Linked DNA regions of Mus musculus: region 1 is linked to region 2. Evidence: chromatin loops called from intact Hi-C (ENCODE). Cell type or tissue: heart. All regions are shown on one strand. Links, peaks and the distances in the headings refer to the core of each region. The heading gives the core; the rest is flanking DNA.

Evidence for each region. Peaks named below come from ENCODE experiments on the same cell type or tissue, not always from the same donor. Only the 100,000 strongest peaks of a DNase experiment are listed, where the experiment ranks them.
Region 1: it touches region 2 in a loop (10-fold over the local background); 7 of 42 quality-filtered maps call a loop at or near these places.

The regions. Positions count from the first base shown.
Region 1 is chr13:67,104,252-67,113,764 of GRCm38, reverse strand. It overlaps Rslcan18 (regulator of sex-limitation candidate 18), which reads left to right. Exons shown (of 7, transcript NM_001256052.1): 2 at 1,500-1,577; 3 at 5,712-5,795; 4 at 6,146-6,197. Among named protein-coding and RNA genes, the nearest start is that of Rslcan18, 5.0 kb to the left of the region's middle. In heart, for the core only: CTCF peaks have their summits at 4,786 (motif pointing right) and 4,987 (motif pointing left); DNase peaks (open chromatin) are centred at 1,494 and 5,104; H3K4me3 peaks cover 1,858 bases; H3K27ac peaks cover 1,481 bases.
Region 2 is chr13:66,998,624-67,008,136 of GRCm38, reverse strand. It overlaps 4933433G19Rik (RIKEN cDNA 4933433G19 gene), which reads left to right. Exons shown (of 9, transcript NR_045851.1): 4 at 1,601-1,747; 5 at 2,015-2,063; 6 at 4,868-4,998; 7 at 8,102-8,177; 8 at 9,449-9,513. Among named protein-coding and RNA genes, the nearest start is that of 4933433G19Rik, 29 kb to the left of the region's middle. In heart, for the core only: a CTCF peak has its summit at 5,141 (motif pointing left); no DNase peak of the experiment used is centred there.

The sequences.
Region 1 (9,513 bases), core at 625-8,624, 110 kb before region 2:
CTGATGCCATTAGCAACAGGATGCTACTGAAAAAAATTGTAAATTAGATTTCAAACACAGTCCATAGAACATGCCTGAGCCCATGTGTAAGTTTTGATAATTAGAAGATATCAGGTGCTCAGAAGGTAAGAGGAGCCAGAAGAAGTAATTACTACACTCAATAAACTATTTTTTAAAGAATATTTTCTAAACCCAGAGTCTCATGTAGCCTAGGCTCACCATGAATGGCTATGAAGCAGAGGATGATTTTGAACTCTGGGATTGCTGACTCATCCCCATAAAATGCAGAGATAACAGAGATGAGTCACAAACTAGGTCCTAAGTTCAATCATAGGGCTGTTTAATTCAAAATATACGCGAACATTTGGTGCTAATGCTATGTGAGCAGGCTGCTGTATGCACATTGTAAGGAAGCTGTTGCTATACAAGGCTGTGTTCTTTTCCTACTTCATATAATGTTATTGTTTTTTCTATAGGTTAGCAACGCTAACTAGATAGTGTCTATTATTTTAGATATGGTTGGAAACTCACTGAAAATCCCAGTAGATAGGACAGGGTGGTCTGAAGGCCATGCTTCCTGAGAGTGGACTTCAATGTCCTATGCCACTATCTGGCTCACAAACACGTGGTTTGACTGTTGTGGCAAAATGTATGGTGAGAATCCTGAATGAGCCACGGCATTCCAAATTTACAGGATTATTCTGTGACTATAACTATGTTAGTCTGGGGAGTCAGATCTGAGGTTGTGTACAGTAGGCACCATTTCCATGTAGCTGTCAGAAAAAGTGTCAACTTACTAATCAGGACCGACATCCCTTAAACTAATCACATTCACAAAACTGTCTTCATAAAATAGGATGTTTAGAAACTTCTGTCAGCTCAAACTAAGAGTCTTGGGCAGGTTATAAATACAGAAGACAAAAACCTCACATGCCCCAGATATCCTGAGAAATCTGACACCAGCCATATGTGAGAGTGAGTCAGCTAGTACCATCATGATTCCCCAGTAAAGCTTGAACAACCTCAGACACTAGCAGTCAGCAGACCCACCATACCCTCACAATCCTGTTTTTTCCAACCCTCTCCATTCCTTAGATACTGAGCTAGCCCTCCAGTCCTAGAAGCATAAGTAGACTCGGGCTGCAGGATTGTCCAAAGAGACTGGACACAGCACATGGCTTTGGCATGAGTCCCTCTTCCAGGTCAAACGTGCACCAGGGGCAGTGGTCCAGCCTAGGTCAGCACAGCACCTTCCTCTGTTTCCCAAACAAGCCCGAGTCAGCTCTCTACGCACCAGACTCAACACGGTGCACAGTCCCTCAAATCTGCAGAACGGCGCTGTTCCCTGCACCAACCACCATGTCAGAGTTCCAAGACCAGTTTTGAGCAGGACACTCGCCTAACTTTGGAGAGAAGCGAAGTTTGAAGGCAGAACGTGAAAGTTAAATATCCTCAACCCCCTCTGGTGATGTCTTAGTGCTCGGGACTTCATTTTCCAGGAGTCAGTGCGAAAGACTTCCAGGAACGCAGAGAAGAGGATTTCCACAGAGCTTGTGCTCCTGCTCAACTGTGAGCAGGTACACTTTGAGGGATATGGGCTTCAATTTAGTACATGTGCAACCACATGCCATTCAGGCTCTTTTAAAGTCCTGTGGACACAGCACCCGAATTTAGCCTGTGAGTGGAGCCTTTCTCAGTAATGTTTATCAGGTTTCCTAGTTATTTCTGCTAAGACGCCGTGATTTTAAAGCTCATATCAATTTATAGAATCTTGCAACCGAAGGGAAAATTCAGATTGATCCTCTTTACTTAAAAATAAGAAAGCAGGAAGCTATTGTACGACTGAGTACTATGTTTTTAAGATGCTTATTGAAGCCATCATTGGTTACTCTATCAGTACAGCATGTCAGGCTCTTTCTTAGGACAAGAATCAGAAAGCAAGGCTCACTAGCACGGACAATTTCTCGACACATTATATCTGATACAAAGTAGAAAACAGACAGGGGAGCTTAGGGTAAAACAGGTGGCTATAATGAAGGTGCATGTGGTGTTAAACACAGTAATACAAATGAACTTAACTAATCCTTGTTCTCCTGTTCTGAAACACTTTGTGAGCCATACATGAAGAAGGTGCCACAGCTAGAGAAAGGGTTCAGTCGAACACTGGAATCCATTCAGTGAAGGGTGGGTCAGGGGCACAGATGTTTAAAATCATTGAACAACGTGATAAGTGCAAGTCTCTGAGGTTTACTCCAAGAAATTTCAGAATCCATGTGTTGATCTTTCCATGTGTAAATTCCTTGACGACACTTCTCATCCATTAGTCTGTGTGGGAAATTTAATATTTGTGTTCACTCTAGGACACCATCCCATCTACCACAGCCCCCTCATCATGGCCTCTCACAAACTTGACCCGGGTATTTTCTAAACACATGCATACCTCCTCTTCAGCTTTCCTAAGATCAGGGGCAGAGCGCCTGGGATCACAGTGGTGTGTGTACTGATTCTTTTTGTTTGTTTGTTTGTTTGCTTGTTGGTTTGTTTTCTTTTAAAGACTTAAAGATTTATTTATTTATTTATTTATTTATTTATTTATTTATTTATTTATTTATTTATTATATGTAAGTACACTGTAGCTGTTTTCAGGCACACCAGAAGAGGGCATCTGATCTCATTACAGATGGTTGTGAGCTATCAAGTGGTTGCTGGGGTTTGACCTCATGACCGTCAGAAGAGCAGTCAGTGCTCTTAACCGCTGAGCCATTTCTCCAGCCCCCTGTATTGCATTTATAATCTTTCTACCCTTGTCTCTTGCTCCAGCCCTGCACACTCTGGTCCCGCTCACTGTAACCCCTTCCTTCAACCCCCAGCCCAGTAACTTATACCCTGCCTCTCTCTATTCTCCCCAGTAATTGTTCATAGCGATTTTTATTTAACTAATCATTTCAAACTGGGGGGTAAGGTTTGTACAACAAAGGCTGGTGTATGTGAGAATTTTCTCTTCTTGGGACAACCAGATGTTGGGGTATATAACTTAACATATGAATACAAACATCGCCAGACCAAACTCCAACATGTGTGTATGTTTGTGTCTGTTACCTGGAAACCTAATTGAAAGGGTACTGACTCATCTGAGAGTTGCTATTCCTTGATGCTAATTCAAGAGGAGGAGGAGCTACCATGTTGCAGGTACAAACTATATGTGCAGGATCTAAGAGGGAGTCCCATTAGGTAAAATAATAGTAACCCAGACATAGTTATGAAAAAGTCTACCAGAAGTTAAGTTCTCAGGCTGAATGTGTTTGTTTAGACCCTGCTGACAAATTTATCTATTACCTCTAATAAGATAGGTTGTATAATATCTTGTTCATTTAATTTCCCCTCATTGAAACATTCTCATTAGGTGTGATGTTTGGCAAGTTCACTTCAAAGTGTAAGTTTGAAGGCTAAAGTAGTTATGAGAATTTAGTCTTCTTGCCGAGAATCTGGGTTTGGTTTCCAACAAGCACATCATGGCTCTCAAGTACATGTAGCAGTAGTTCCAGAGGATCAGGTCCCTTAATCTAACATGCTCAGGCTAATGTACAAAAAAAGTACATGCATACATTCTACATACGTGTGTACACCGACATATACACATAAAATTGAAAGAAAATTATATAATTAAAATTTCCATTGGGCATGGTGATGCTCGCCTTTAATTCCAGCACTCAGGAGGTAGTGGGTGGTGGATCTCTGAGTTGGAGGCCATTCTGGTCTACTGATTTAGGTCTAGGACTGACAGGACTACACAGAGAAAACTTGTTTGGACTAAACCAAGAAAAGAACATTAAATAATAGGTTTTTACTTTAGAAAAGAAAGTGATATTTGAAGGTAATATTATTCCCTCACTTTAAAAATGTTCATACAAAATACATGAATAAATACCTGCTAAAAGTCATATTAAAAATATGTTCCTGAAAAATCCAGTAAAATCAACTGTTTGTGCAATTTTCAAGAGTCCCTATGGCCACCACATACTGAGCTAGTACCACTACCCCAGATACATTGTAGGAACCTTCATTAACACATCTCTCATCAGGAAACACATAGACATACTGGGAATGTAGTTTTGTACCTCTTCTGAAGACATACTTCGGATTGTTAACCTTGCAGGATTCTCTTGTCATTATTGCCTCCTTCTTTACCGCAGTGTAGTATTCATTTCCCGAGTACATTATAACGTAAATGTATTATATACCTGTCACCTGCTATGACTCAACTCATGATCAATCATTTCAAGGAAGTAGTAACAACAAAAACGCCATAGAGAGAAAATGTGAGTGGCTTATGGTGAGAGAAAATGAAATATGAACTTCCCAGTATGTCTGCTCAGAAATAGTTTCCTTGAGAATCAGTGTCTGTTGCAAGTACTAACATGTATAGAGTTTGTATATGATTTGACCTCAGCAGTGACAGATACAGGAGTGACAATCCTTATGAAAAGACAGGAGGGTACACACATCCATGCTGCAAAGTGGGTTTGTAGCTCATTTTGTGTTCCCGGGAACATATTTCTGAGACCACGGTATTCAGGGAATAATTTCTCTGTGTCCCTGCCACCACAAGACTGATTTTGGTTCTCCTGTGTGGGCTGTTTTCAGTGTCGCACACTAAAACCAAGGCCTCCTGACTTTATGGAACTTGTCACATCACCCAGCTTCCTCCAATTCCTTTTTGTTCTTTTCATTTCAATACAGGAGCAGCTGCCACCAGGTGGCTGCCGCCGAACCTGTCTTCAAAGCACATTCGAAAGACGTAGCGGTGACTTCCCATGTTAGTTTTTTGTAATTATCTCCAAGTAAAAATTGAGTCAAATGAACGTTTTCCTACAGTTAGCAGAGCTGAGTGAAACCACAGTAAAGTGACCAGAAATAACCAGTACACTTAATAAACATTAGCGTAAGGTTTCACATTCCAACATCACAGTTGTGAGCAGAAGACTTTAAAAGCAGCCTGATTTCCTTCCACTGTCTCCCTCTAGCGGCAGAACCTGTGTGTTTCCATCCTTTCACATAGGATTCAGCGACTCTTGGATCTCCATTACACAGACTTATGGGAAATGTAGTCTCCCTCGATGTGACGTAACAAGCAAGGGAAGCCAGAGCGCCTTTTGAGTTCTTTCTGCGCATGTTCCGCCCTTCATAGCGAGTCCTTTTCCACTTTGGACTCAAACAAGTTTCTAACTACCCTGCTGGAGTTGGATCTCTGAGGTGAAGGCTGGTTCAGGGTGCAGAGCAGCCCGCCAGGCCCGAGGGATTGTGCAGTGTGGACGGGTAGGTCCATCTTTAAAGGAGTTGTCACGGGGCATCTATGAAATAGGGAAAAGCTCACTTTGGAGGGGCTGTTCTAACCAAGGCTGGGCTGCTGAGTCAGGATTTAAGTCAGCGCTGCGGAGAGGACGGCGGCGATGGTGCTGGGAGCAGCCATCAGTCTACTGCTGCTTCAGACATGCTTCCCACATGGTGGAAAGAAAGGCAAGGCTGGGAGCTCTCTTTCCAGCTTGGCTGTGGAAGCATCCTGGTACTAGCTGACTCACTCTCTTCTGGCTGTAGCCAGGTTTCCCCGCTCGTCTAGAGAAAGTGGAGTTTCTGGTCACGACCGCACTGTATAGCAACGAAGTACTCGTGTTTATAAAGTTTGTAAAACATCTAGTGTTCTTGTTTATAAGGTTTATAAACTCTTACATTCTAGAAGAACGAGGAGAGGAAAAGGAATGGACAGGGACGATGAACCTACACTCGAGAAGGGCAAGGTTTGTCAGGACTTCTCTCACAAAATGTCTCTGAGGCACACAGACAGGAGGTGCGAGAGTTCTTGTGACTTCCACTCTATTCTGTTGTTCTAGGCTTGTGTCCAGAACCAGGTTCCACTGAAGGAGGGGGCAGTGAGATTCCATATTCCGATCAGGGGACTAGGTGATACGACGAAGCAATTCTTAGGAAATCACATTTTGCTCCCTGGCCAGAAAGGCGTTGCATTTCTTCCACCTAGAAAGTAAACTTTGTCACGCTTAAGCTTAAGTGTCCTGGAGTGTTTCCATGAATTTAGTCAAAACCCACCTAGTGAGACCATAGCGACAGACCTTCTGCCCTCCACCCACAGGCAGTCAGTCCACAGTGGCCTGAGAAGAGCAGACTCCTATCAGCATCAGTTGGTGAGCTGTGCTGTGGTGGTTCTGTGTGGGACAGCATTAGGTGATGATCCTTGCAGCTTCCATTGGGGACCTGCTCTAGTTCTCTCAGGGAAGTGTCTCTATCTTCACGATGCTCTTGCTGGTCTATGAGCTGAGCAGTTTTCCTGCTGACAGGTGGCCATCTCCTGGGTAAAGAACATGGAAGGGTGTGCTTCTCATCTCTCACGTGTGGAAAAGTCTAGGTTTTTTGTTTTTGTTTTTTGTTTTCCTTAAGACAATTCTGAGTTTTCTATTAAACAACTTCCTTGATACTTCTTGTGACTTGGGATTCATTAGCCTTCTCCATTGATGTTTCCCTCTGTGCTCTCTCTCCCTCTCTCTCTCTCTCTCTCTCTCTCTCTCTCTCTCTCTCTCATCTATATATGTGTGTGTGTGTGTGTGTGTGTGTGTGTGTGTGTGTTAATGAGTATTTTGCCTTCAGGTATATCTGTGAATCACTTGTATGTCTGGTGCCTATTAAAGACAGGCAAGGGGCGGGTCCCCTGGAACTGGAGTTGCAAATGCCTGTGAGCCCACAGATGGGTCCTCTGGAAGAACAGCCAGTGTGTTTAACCACTGAGCCATCTCCTCAGCCTCTCATCTGCTCTTCTGATGGGAGGTGTTTTTCAGGATACTAATTGTTTATATAGGCTTCTCACCGCTCTTCACTTGCGAGGATCTAGAACAAGTCCTTGTTCTGTGGCCTCCTCTCTTTTCCAAGTCTGTTAGGGATGAACTGCTTGGTAAGCTTACAGTCCTAGGCTTTGCTTGTGTATTTATGCTGTTCTTTTTCATCTGTCCATTGTAATGTGTCATCCCTCAGCTTCCCCAAGTGCTGTTTCTGCAGAGAGAACCTAGAGAGGCTCCTCCTATGTCAGGAGCCCCTGTTATCTTCACCCCATGTGAATTAATTTAGGGTTATCTAGGCCGGTATTTGTTGAAGTACAGGTTTTAATTTGTATGGTTCGCTTTTTCAAATAATGTAAGATTAAAGACCATATTTTCTAAAATCTTTGTTTTCCACATTTCTCTCTGTCTCGTTTTTATGAGGGAAGACTTTACATACTACATGTTAACCTTGAACTCCCAATATAGACAAGGCTTACCTCGAACACTTGGTACTATGTCTGCCTCATCCAAGACCTACATTGAAAGATGTGTGCCACAACCCTGAACTCTCTTTTCTCTCTACTCTGTGTTGTGTCACATGAATCTAATGACATTCCCTTCGGTACAGTTTACTGTGTTGATTGGCTGGCTGACCGACTGTGTGTCTGTGGATACACGTGGAACCACTTGCCATGCTGTTCCTGAGCAGGCCAGAAGAGCGGTTAGAGATTTGCTTCTTTCTTTCCACCATGTCGGACACGGATCATCAGTCTGGGCACAGAGTGACTGCCCTGGAGTACAGGTACTGGAGCTTGTGAAGTATTGTAGGATCATGTCTACTGGGCCTTGATCCACCGCTCAGTACTCTTTCCCTTGGCTGACTGAGGAAGGCAAATCAGAACTCATTGCATTGGTCATACCTGAAACGCCATAGGAGTTGGAAGCCTGTACCGCTCTTCACATCCAGAGGAAAACACCTGAATATCAGAGGCTGTCCTCCAAGTCGTACCTTGCTGCTTTACATGTAGACAGGGAGTGGACACACATGGCATCGTCTCTGCCTCCTGCCTGCTGGGAGTTGAACGAACCCAGACCTCACATATCTGAGTAAAAACTTCTCCCCTGAGCTGTGTTCCAAGCCCTTGCTGTTCTTTGAAGGACACGCCCTCAGTTTGTCATCTTCCTCTGTGCAGCACCTGAGCCGCAGTTTGTGGGTTCCTCACTAAAGTTTGTTCTGGCACATTCTGTCTTGGTCAATACTCACCATGCATTTCCATTGGGAACATTTGGATCTTTCTGAGGAATTTATTCCATTGGGTAGTGGCTCAGTCAGCCTTTAGTGTGTGAGCTAGGAATAGAACACTGGAATAAAATCCATTCAGTCTCACCTGATGGGAAGAATGTTTTGGGATGTACTGGGAGTGTGGAATGAGATTCAAACCAACTAAGTGTGGTTTGGCTTCATACATGGAACCTGCACTATTCATGGAATTCATATTTTATGGAAAACTTATTATAGTTGACAAGTGAATAAAAACAAATGAAAGAAAAAAGTTAAAGTAGAAATGAATAGCTGTCACATTAATTTTTCTCATGCATGTCACAGTGGTGTCCATAGAAAGAACCAAAGTACCATCTTCAGTCAAATGCGTGTTGTGTATAGTTACACATTTTTCCTGTTGTCAGAGTCACATATACATCATGGTTTTTCCTAATGCAAAGTCCCCATTTTAACTCTTGCTGCAACTGATTTAAATATAATTTTACCATGTTTCTATGTCTGACTTCATAATAATTTTCTTATTTCAGTTATAAAAGCAGATCTCAGCACTATTTTGATGCAAATATGTTAATGTTCTCTATACTCTTCCCCCCCCCACTCCCCAAGTAGAAGGTCATCTAAAATAAGATGAAGTCCAACTTGTAAAAATTCACTTGATTTTTTTTTTTTTACAATGTTATAAAAGAAAAATAAGAAGTGGTATACATTTTTGCATAAATGCTATTCAGGTACATACAAGGGTAGAGTTCTGCTTGCTTCCCCACTCAGTTACTGCTTTCTTCTTTTGTTTTTTGTTTTGTTTTGTTTGTTTTATTTTGTCTTGTTTTTGAGAGAAGGCTTCTCTATGAAGCCCCTGTCCTGGAACTCACTCTGTAGACCAGGATGGCCTAGAACTCACAGAGATCCACCTGCCTCTGCCTCCAAAGTGCTGGGATCAAAAGCGTGCTCCACTACTGTCTGCCTTTTTTTTTTTTTTTTTTTCTTTCTTTGGCATTTTTTTTTCTTCCCCAGAGCTGAGGACCAAACCCAGGGCCTTGTGCTTGCTACGCAAGCGCTCTACCACTGAGCTAAATCCCCAACCTCCCTTTTGGCATTCTTTGTCACACTTTGTGTCTGAGTGACTGTACCTTCCTTTCTTCTCTTCTTACAGTCTTGGCTCTGCTTATTCCTCTCTGTAGTCTAAAGCACTGCTGCCAGGGTTCTTTTCTGGACTGGTTTGATCAACATGAATTAGCCTGTTTGTATCCTGGAAAGTTCTTTCTCCTTCAACTGCATCAGATAATTTTTGCTGAGTATAGTAGTTTAAGTTGGAATCTCTAGTCTTTTAGAACTTAGGAATGAATTGTCTGAGGATCTTATGGATTTCAAAAAATTTCTGGAACTTAATGAACTTAAAGTCCTCTGATG
Region 2 (9,513 bases), core at 644-8,643:
AGCTTCAAACTTGCTATGTAGCTCAGGATGGCCCTCAACTCATGATCTTCCTGCCTCCCAAATTCTGGCATTACAGGAGTATGCCAAGGTCCATAGCCCACGTGCTTTGCTCTTAATGAACCTGCACTGATGGCAGTGATCCTTGCTTTTCCCTGTAAAGATGGTTCAAGACATCTCCTTTTAGAGAGGGCTCTAGGTTTTCCTGCCAAGATTATTGGTCTAGTCTTCAACGTCTACCCCTGATGATGTGTCCCGTCCTTGTGTCTTTAGGTTTAATCTCCACAGCACTTCTGAAATGCAGTTCATGACAGTTACTCCTCAGGAACTCTGGGTGGTATTTAAAATGAGGTTAGGCCATCTTGGGTTTCAGTTTTGTTCTACCTTTCTCATGTTAAAGAGAACATATGAAAAGAGTGTAAGTTGACAGATTCATGGTCAAGGCTGATGCCAACTGTTCCTTCCTGAGACTCTCTGCTGTTCATGGAGGGTAGATCCTCCAAGATGACAACTTGCCTAGTAGTGATGAAAGGAACAGGCCATGATGAGGGAGGTTCTAATATAGTTTCACGGGATGATGATAACAGGACAATATGACTGGAAGCAGAAATGAAAAGAGAAAATTACCGGAGTGAACAGAGGCCAGAGCTTATCTTAGGAGACCTGATAGAGTATGAAGCAGGTTGGATATATAGCCTAGTTGGGGAGCCAGAGGGTGGGGGTGGGGCTGGTTCTACCCTCAGTGCAGAAAAAAAAGCAAAGGTCTGTGCAATCATAGGGTTTATAGCAGGAAGGACCATTAAGCTGAGCTCTTTCCCCAGAGAGTGGAAACTCATTCTCATTTTCCCTTCTTGTTTTTCATCTTTTGAAAGCCTTACCTTTAGCACTTCCCCCCACCCCCCGTCCTTAGCATTTTCTTGTATTTATTTAGTGGATTTGTGTGTGTATGTTTGTGTGTGTGTTTACTCATGCCATACATGGCATGGAATATGTTGGGAGGGGGGAGTCAGATAACAACTGTGGGAATTGGTTCGGTCCTTCTACCATGTTTATCTTGAGGACTTAACTCAGATAGTTTGGGCTCAGTGGTGAGTGCCCTTACCTGCTGAGTCAACTTGCTGGACCTTCTTTGCACTTTCTAAACACTTCAGGTCACCTCATGTACTGCCACCCACAATGCTTTAATTGGAAGGTATGTCCGCAACTCTTTTGATGGTCACTGCTCATTGTCAATCTGACCAGATTTAGAATCATCATGGAAATACACCTCTAGATATGTCTATGAGATCGTTTCTAGAAAGGCTTAACTGAAGAAGGAAGCCTCGCCTTAAATGAGGGTAGGACCATTAAACAAGCAGGGTCCCAGACTGAATAAAAAGGAGAAAGTAAACTGAGTACCAGCATTAATTTCTCTCTGCTTCTCGAGGGCACAATATGACTAGTCAATAGGTTTTCTTGTCATGGTGTACTGTATCCTCAAATACTGAGTCAAAATTATCCCCTCCCTTACATTGCTTACCAGGATTTTGGTCACAGCAAGAATAAAGTACCTGAGTACACTTATCTGTATATTCTTCTGTCTTTCTGCACATTACCTTCAAAGTTTGGAACCCCTGATGACAGAAGCCCTACGGGAACAGATCTGGGCCCTGGAGATGAGAACTGTGCAGGATGAGGAAGAGGGAAAGGCATCTGACTGAACAGACAGTGACTCCCAATGCACAAGGAACAGACGGTCATCCTTACAACGGTAGGTGAACACCACACACAAGGTAGGAACCCAAATAGTAGGAGTGGGCGAGAACCCTGTCTCTGGCATAGCCAGCTCTGGCCAAGTGTTTTAATGATTCTAAGCCTCCAAATCTTGCAAATGTTGGAGTTCGCTCAGAGACCTACCATGAGTCCCCTCCTCTCCCAGACTTTTCCATTGGCTCCTTTTTCTTTTGTTCCTGTGAAGTGTTTTCTGCAGGGCTTTGCACTACCCAAGCTAATTCCTCCTCTTCTTTCACCCTTTTAGAACCAGAAGCTGCACAACAGGCTGAACATTTGGGAGTGACTTTCCTTGGGTGAGTGAAAATGTGTGATTCTGTTTCATCTCCTCAGCGGTCTTTTAATACACCCTAATCCTCTGGTTCCTATCAGCACAAGGAACTGGGAGTAATGGCCTCTCCCTGAGGCTAGATGAGTGATTTGTCTTTGCTTTATTACCCAAGAAATTAGTGCAGATTAGTCAGATAGTACAGACACTCATACGTGGATGTTGCACACGAGAGTGGCTTTCTCTGGGAAACATGTTTAAAAACCAACCCAAACCAACCAACCAACCAAACAAACAAACAAAAACAAAAGCCAACAAACCAAACAAAAAAACCCAAACTTTTTCTCCCCCCACAGGAAAACATTTAACTCAGTGGCTCATTATTGCTTGTCTGGTAAACTTATGCAAGAAACACGTTTGTGTTTAAAAGCAAAAAATAGTTCCTTAAACTAAACTGGTCCCAGCAAGAGAGTTACAAAGATGGATGATAATTAGTTCAGTTTGAGTACAACCACCAGTGGAGATGCCTTTTCTTGTGAGTTATGTTCTCATTAAAGCAATGAGCAGCCTTGCAAGATGAAGAGCATCTTCCTTAGACATAGAGCAGATGCCTGGCATCTCAGATCTTGCAGCTCAGCTAAGTTCAGTAACACTACCATGATCCCCATTTGAAAACCAGAGTGGTTATTGGTCCCATTAGGAGGGAAGAGACATCTACAGGAGCAGAGATTCCTGTATAAACTGTCAGGTCTGATGACTTGGGTCCTGCCAGCTTAATGGGAAGGAACAATAAAATTGGGAACTGGGAGACTGCAGCAACAGAATATTTCAGTTTTGCTTTGGGGACCTGGAAAATTATCTGCAAGCCACACCCCTTGCCAACAAGAAGCACAGAAGAGAGAAGCTGATGGATCTGCAGGCCAACTGGGAGGAAAGGAACTGAAGGTCCTTTTTCTTTTGGAAGCAGCCATTCATTATAGGACTTTCTTGGATTTGGGTAAGTCCTGTCAATGATGGGTAGTTACTTAGATCCCAAGGAAGGTCCTCAAGGAGGAAGAGGGTGGTTGGATGACAGAGTTGGCTCCGTGAGCCTCAAGAGCCCAGTCCCGTCTAGGCAGAAGAGCAGACCATGTGTAGATGGCTCCTGCTGTGCCAACAAGGATGGGAGCACCTCAGAGTAGAACTATGTTGATGAGACTAGACAGTTTGCCGGGCCTGAGGAACAGCAAATCCCATCCAATATCCATTTCTTCAGAAAATTTGGGTAGGCTTGAAGGCTCAGAGGGCAGCAGAATCAATGGTATCTTGGAATCTGCACAATTTATGGGGGAAAATACAAGATGTAGCTTGATTGATCTCTAAGCAGATGAAGTGAATTATTATGGTTGGTAGAGGAAAGTTTTCTGTGAAATTAATGAAACCAATGCTTTAAGTCCCTTCCTTTGGTATGGGGCTTTTCCAAGGCTTTCAGGGATAGCCTAACAAATCAGGCTTCATGGCATTACTTTTTGTGAAACATTATGCCTAAGAGTTTTTTAAATTATTTTTTTCATAGACAAGATCTCAAGCTTATAAATCCCAAGTAGGTGCCCCACAAAGCCTGGCTTTTGGGGTGTTATGAATCAGTGGGTAAGGGAGAAACTCAGAGCCTGTTTTGTGATCTGGTAAAAATATTCAAACAAGTATGGGGGAAGAGAGGATGGATACTCCAGGTCCTGAAGATTGACCAGGAGTCTTCAGTTATTTTCAAAGAGATACTTTGTGGTATTTTTGTTTCATTTGGTTGCTGTTGTTAAAATAGGCTCTCATTATATAGACATGGCTGGTTTAGAACTTGCCTCAGTCTCTTGGGTGCTGGAATTAAAGGCATTTGCCACTACAGCCAGCTTAAGGTATTTTCTAATTAACACTTAGTAAAAGAAGGGCTATCAAGTTCCATGGTTGATTGAACTCTAGGAGGAAAACGAAGGGAGCAAAATGGCCCTGCAGGATGTAGGATGCTGGGTTCCAGGACACATTAAATGTGGTAGCTTACAAAGTGAAACCAAGACACTTTATGAATCAAATGTTGCTTAAAGAAATGACAGTCAAAAATACTAATGAGTGAATGGGCATTTGTGAGGGTATTCTGTAGGTGAATTTGTTTGTGATTTTTTTTAATTAGGTATTTTCCTCATTTACATTTCCAATGCTATACCAAAAGTCCCCCATACCCTCCCACCCACTCCCCTACCCACCCACTCCCACTTTTTGGCCCTGGCGTTCCCCTGTACTGGGGCATATAAAGTTTGCAAGTCCAATGGGCCTCTCTCTCCAGTAATGACCGACTAGGCCATCTTTTGATACATATGCAGCTAGAGTCAAGAGCTCCAGGGTACTGGTTAGTTCATAATGTTGTTCCACCTATAGGGTTGCAGATCCCTTTAGCTCCTTGGGTACTTTCTCTAGCTCCTCCATTGGGGGCCCTGTGATCCATCCAATAGCTGACTGTGAGCATCCACTACTGTGTTTTCTAGGCCCCAGCATTTGTTTGTGATTTTAAGCAACATATTCACACCACACTGCTCTACTGTCAGTATAGTCACTCCAAGAAAAACAGAAGCATGTTGACTTTGATACTTTGACAGACAGGCTGTTACAACAGTAGCCTGGGAAAGTTTGAGCTCTTTATGTGTTTGCAGCTTTCACCCACTGCTCTGAACTGGAATGAGGCTAGGTCAAATGGGAAAATGTTCAACACCAGTAAAGCAACTCCAGCCCAGCCTCTGTGGTCTGAGGATCCTAGAAGCAGGAATCTATGTAGCAACCAGTGACTTCCTCCCTCCTTGGCAGGTCAAGGGCCACTGCTGTCTAGCTTGTGAAATAAGCCAGAGCAGACTCACAACGATCCAGGACAACTTTGAGGCTGTTTTTCCTGCTTGCAGTAGCAGTGTGATCCCTGAACAGAATTTCCACCAAGAGAGGTAAAAAGAAAACTCAAAACTACTCCAGCCAAAACTCCTGCGAAGTGAAATTTGGGAGGTGGCTAAGTATAAATACTGGGTATTGGGATGGACTGACACAGGCTAATCCTAGAAAGATTAGAATGTTACTGCCACCTACTGTCCCATCTTCATCAGTGTTGAATGATCACTTCAAAGTATTTAGTAAGTCATGAAGAAGTATTTTCCATTAAAAAAAAAAAAACCCACTATCTCAGAAGGACATTTCACTGTTATCTGTTCTTCCTAGAAATATGGGGCCTTAGAAATTAAAGCCACATGCAGTCCTTATTAAAAATATAATAAAATAACCCACCCCAGCCATCCCATTACTGGTGACTATAGAAATTTGTTATGTATAATTTACATTCTTTCCAGTACTTTCTGTTTTTTCAGAAGAGAAGGGCAAAGCTCTATGACTTCTCCAGATTGTAAATCACATTACTGCAGGCAGAGGGAGCGAAGTGGACAGGATTCCCAGAGAGAGGTAGAATCTTGTTTCTAGGGATGAAATCTTAGCCTGTTCAGGCCACGTACACAAATGGTTAGACAGACCCCAATTTCGAGTACTAGACTTGTAGCCAACATATGGAAAGTGGCAGTTTGGTCACCTTAAATGAGGCCCTGATACCTGAGTCTCTTTGAAGAAGAGGCGTACACAATCTGACTGTCCACCAGTCATCTGCGGCTGGAGGCACAGAGGCTCTGTCAGGTGGTGGAGAACAGGACAGGAACATAAGCATTGTGTCCAGACTCGAAAAAGAGCCTTGGGTTGACCTAACAGCTTCTTCTTGGCCTAGTACTCAGGAACAAGGGTCCAACTGTCCCATGCCTCTTATCCAAGAAAAAGGCCATCAAACTACAGGGCTCACAGAACATACATTCATGTGAGCATCTGGGACAACCTTTCCTCTGGAATTAGGATATTACTCTGGCAACTGGTGCATAAGTGAAGTCCTGTGTTTTGGAGGCTGCTGGAAATATACGGGCTCTGAGAACTACATGCAGTTGTTTCAGAGGTTCCAAGTGCTGTTGTCTTGAAAACTTGTTCTCTATGGTGCTATATAAAACTTGTCCTCCTGCAGCTGATCTGGGTATTTCCACTCCAAGAGAAGGTACGAGATCCTAATAAGCAGGCAAGCCAGAGACTTTACTCGTTCCTGGTTGTACCTGCCTAGAACAAACCTTATCAGCCTGTGATATACAGAGCAATGAGACCAGCATCCCTTGGTTATGACAGTGAGCCGAGTCAGAGGTCATACTTCTAGAAAGGGAGCATTCTGTCATCCTGCCTACAATTTGACCCTATAATGAAGGGTATTAGGTGTACTTTACATATACCAATACAATCTTTTGGTTCTTTTATATGAGATTTGGAGAAGTCACTTTCTTTTAATGATAGGCAAATCTCATTTGTTGTGGTTTGTGGAACCACAGAGAGTCCTCTTTTCAGCACGTAGAAAGGGGAGAGGGCTCTCTACCCTGGAACGTGAATGCCTGACTACTATGGCCATTGGAGCCCACAATATACAGACCCTCACAGTTTCAATGTCATCAGAACATTCCAGTACCAAAGAAAATGCAGTAAGTAACATATAGTTATACTACAAAATGTAAGCATACGTCCAGATACCTGAAAAGGCCCTCAAGCTGGTTGACTCAGCTGGGCAAGCAAAGTCTTCTAGCAAATTATATTTTCTCCATAATGTTCCTGTCATTAGTAGGCGCTGGTGGACGAGATGTGCTAATACCCTCTTTTGTGCATTAAACAGCAGTCAGTCATGCAGGGGGCCTGGAAGTCTTTCCTAGGACTGTGGGTAGGAAGCTAGCCTGACATGCACTTCTCTAGTGAGTCAGGGACACTGTATATAAAGGCCAGTTTTCAGCATGAATAATGAGGTCCAGATTATAGAGAAATATAAACTAAGCTGAGCCATATGAAGCCTCAATGGGACCTAGACTATTGCAACCTTTGAACAGTGTGGGACTGTGGCAAAATATATCACCTTAGAGGTCAGGAAGCTTCAAGTTTCTATAGGCCTGGAATCATAGCACTCAGTAGGCTGAAAAAGGAAGACATCTGTGATCTCAGGGCCAGCCTGGGATACATAGAAAACCCTTGTGTTTTTGTTTTGTTGTTGTTTGTCATTTTCTTCTCTTTTCTTTTAAATCCGTCCAACACATTCAAAGAAAGTAATAGCAGGGTAGACAAAGTCCCAGATGAAAATTTTAAAGTGGACCAAAGAACAGTTTTAGGAGACATCAGAGAGAAGGAAGATCTTTTACAATTTAGCAGGCCTTCAAGCTAAACAATTCAAGTCTAGCTATTTGTCCCTTCTTTTGTAGACATTAGTCATTATTCCTTTAAATTATTTGGGAAGAGAAAGGAGGCCACCAGGGTAAGAGGAAAAGCAAAAGGGAATGATGGGAAGTATAATCTAAGTACAATGCATACATGAATGGAAAGGAAACATATTATTTCGTACAATCAATATATGCTAACAAAATTACTTTAAGTCCACAGAAGATAGTAAAATTGAAAAGCTACTATGTTTATTTATTGCATCAAATTTCAAAAGTCTGACTAAAAAAAAATATTATAACCTTTACCTGTGACTGTCTTATCATCAGGTTTAGAATAAAAGGTGATAAAGGGAGATATGAAAATCTAGTAATTCTGGATGAGCAGTAATACTGTGACCCATCAGTATCAGCCACTCCAATATCTACTGCAAAGAACAAAATCTTAAATATAATCATAGCAACATGCATCCTTGTAAAAAAAAAAAAAAAAAAAAAAGAAAAAAGCGATGGTCTACTAGGTGCTGGGATGCAGGAGCCAGAGGTCTTTTTCCATACAGAAATAAAAAATACATAGGTACAAGTGTCCACTTGTTGGATTTCTAGATATTTAAGTGACACTCACCTAATAAACATATGGTGATCCCAGGAGTCCCATGACAGTCACCGAGTACAACGAATGGGTTCCAAGCACCCAGTGTTTAGAGGGTATACTGCAGTCTATCCCCAAAGGCCCAGTTTCTTATTTCCCATCCAGTGGTAAACCTTTTTTTCCTCTGCCCAGGCTCCCTTCTGTTCACTCTGTGAAGGCTGGGAAATTCACCATTTACCTCCAAACATTCTAGACTAAATTTCAAAAGGTAAGCCTTATTGAACAAAGCAGGTATTATTTCTTAGGATGCTCTAAAGCAAGTGGTTTCTAAGTAGGAACCAAGAAAGCTGGAACTGATAGAACTAATTTTATTTTCCTGGGTGAGACCTTGATTTCCAAGTTCACTTAGGAGGCAGTTGCAGCAAAGGCTGGCATTTACGAGATGCTGAGTATCACTAAAACCTCAGTGGGGTAGTGAACATCTAAGCATGGCTGGGAGGGCAAGTGGGCAAAGCCTCTTGGTGAAAGGTGAAAGGGACATGAGGGAAAGGAGAGAGGCCTGTAAGGACCAAGGATAACAAAAGGGAGAGGATTTGACAAGAAAGACACTCAAAATCTCCTCCTGCTTTACACCATGAACTGTGGTATCTTTAAAGCCAGCAATCTTTCAAGAGGGTCATGAGATGACTTATAGTCACCACTCACTAACAGATACCTCTGGAACATACGCTCTACTTTCAATCAACCTAGGGTCAATTTCCAGACGTCGGCAGAAACTTAGACTAGGACCAGTGGTATGGTGTGGGGGAAAACGGCACAGTTATGCACAGTGTTGGTTTCCTCATTGCCGTAGCTAAAACACTTTCTCAAAGTGAAAATGAAAGTTTGAATTCAATGCACATGGAAAGTATCTAAGGACTTTCCTAGCTGTTTCCTACAAAGCCATAGAGAAATAATGCTTTGTATGCTTTGATTCTTGCACACTCCACAGGCACTTTCTGTCTAATTATAGAAGTTGGGCATGTGCCTCTTCAGAGGGGTTGGCCTACCCGCTAGATGAGTCCCACAGTGCCAGTCCCTGAACTGTCCTGGAAAACAAACTTGGAAACCCTCATACAACCTATATGAGCAATACAAAATTTTAGGCTTATCAAAATTGCACAGAAATAAAACACTCTTCTATCTGCAAAGCAAAGCAATGTTTAAAAGTTATAAATATATTCATAAAAGCCTGTTTTGGCCGGGCGTGGTGGCGCATGCCTTTAATCCCAGCACTCGGGAGGCAGAGGCAGGTGGATTTCTGAGTTCAAGGCAAGCCTGGTCTACAAAGTGAGTTCCAGGACAGCCAGGGCTATACAGAGAAACCCTGTCTTGAAAACCCCCCCAAAAAAGCCTGTTTTGTTTGATGGAATGTGAGGAGAGAGCCAAATCTCAGTAGCAGAGCCCGTGTCTAGTACACAAGAGGCCCCAAGTTCAATTCCAGAACTGCAAAATGAGGGATGAGGAATGATAGGTACCTCTTTGTTCCCCTTTAAACAGGCTCATGGAACACTATGGCAAAGTTTAGAGCTGTGGCCTGCCATAGCCTCTTGGGGTGGACCAGT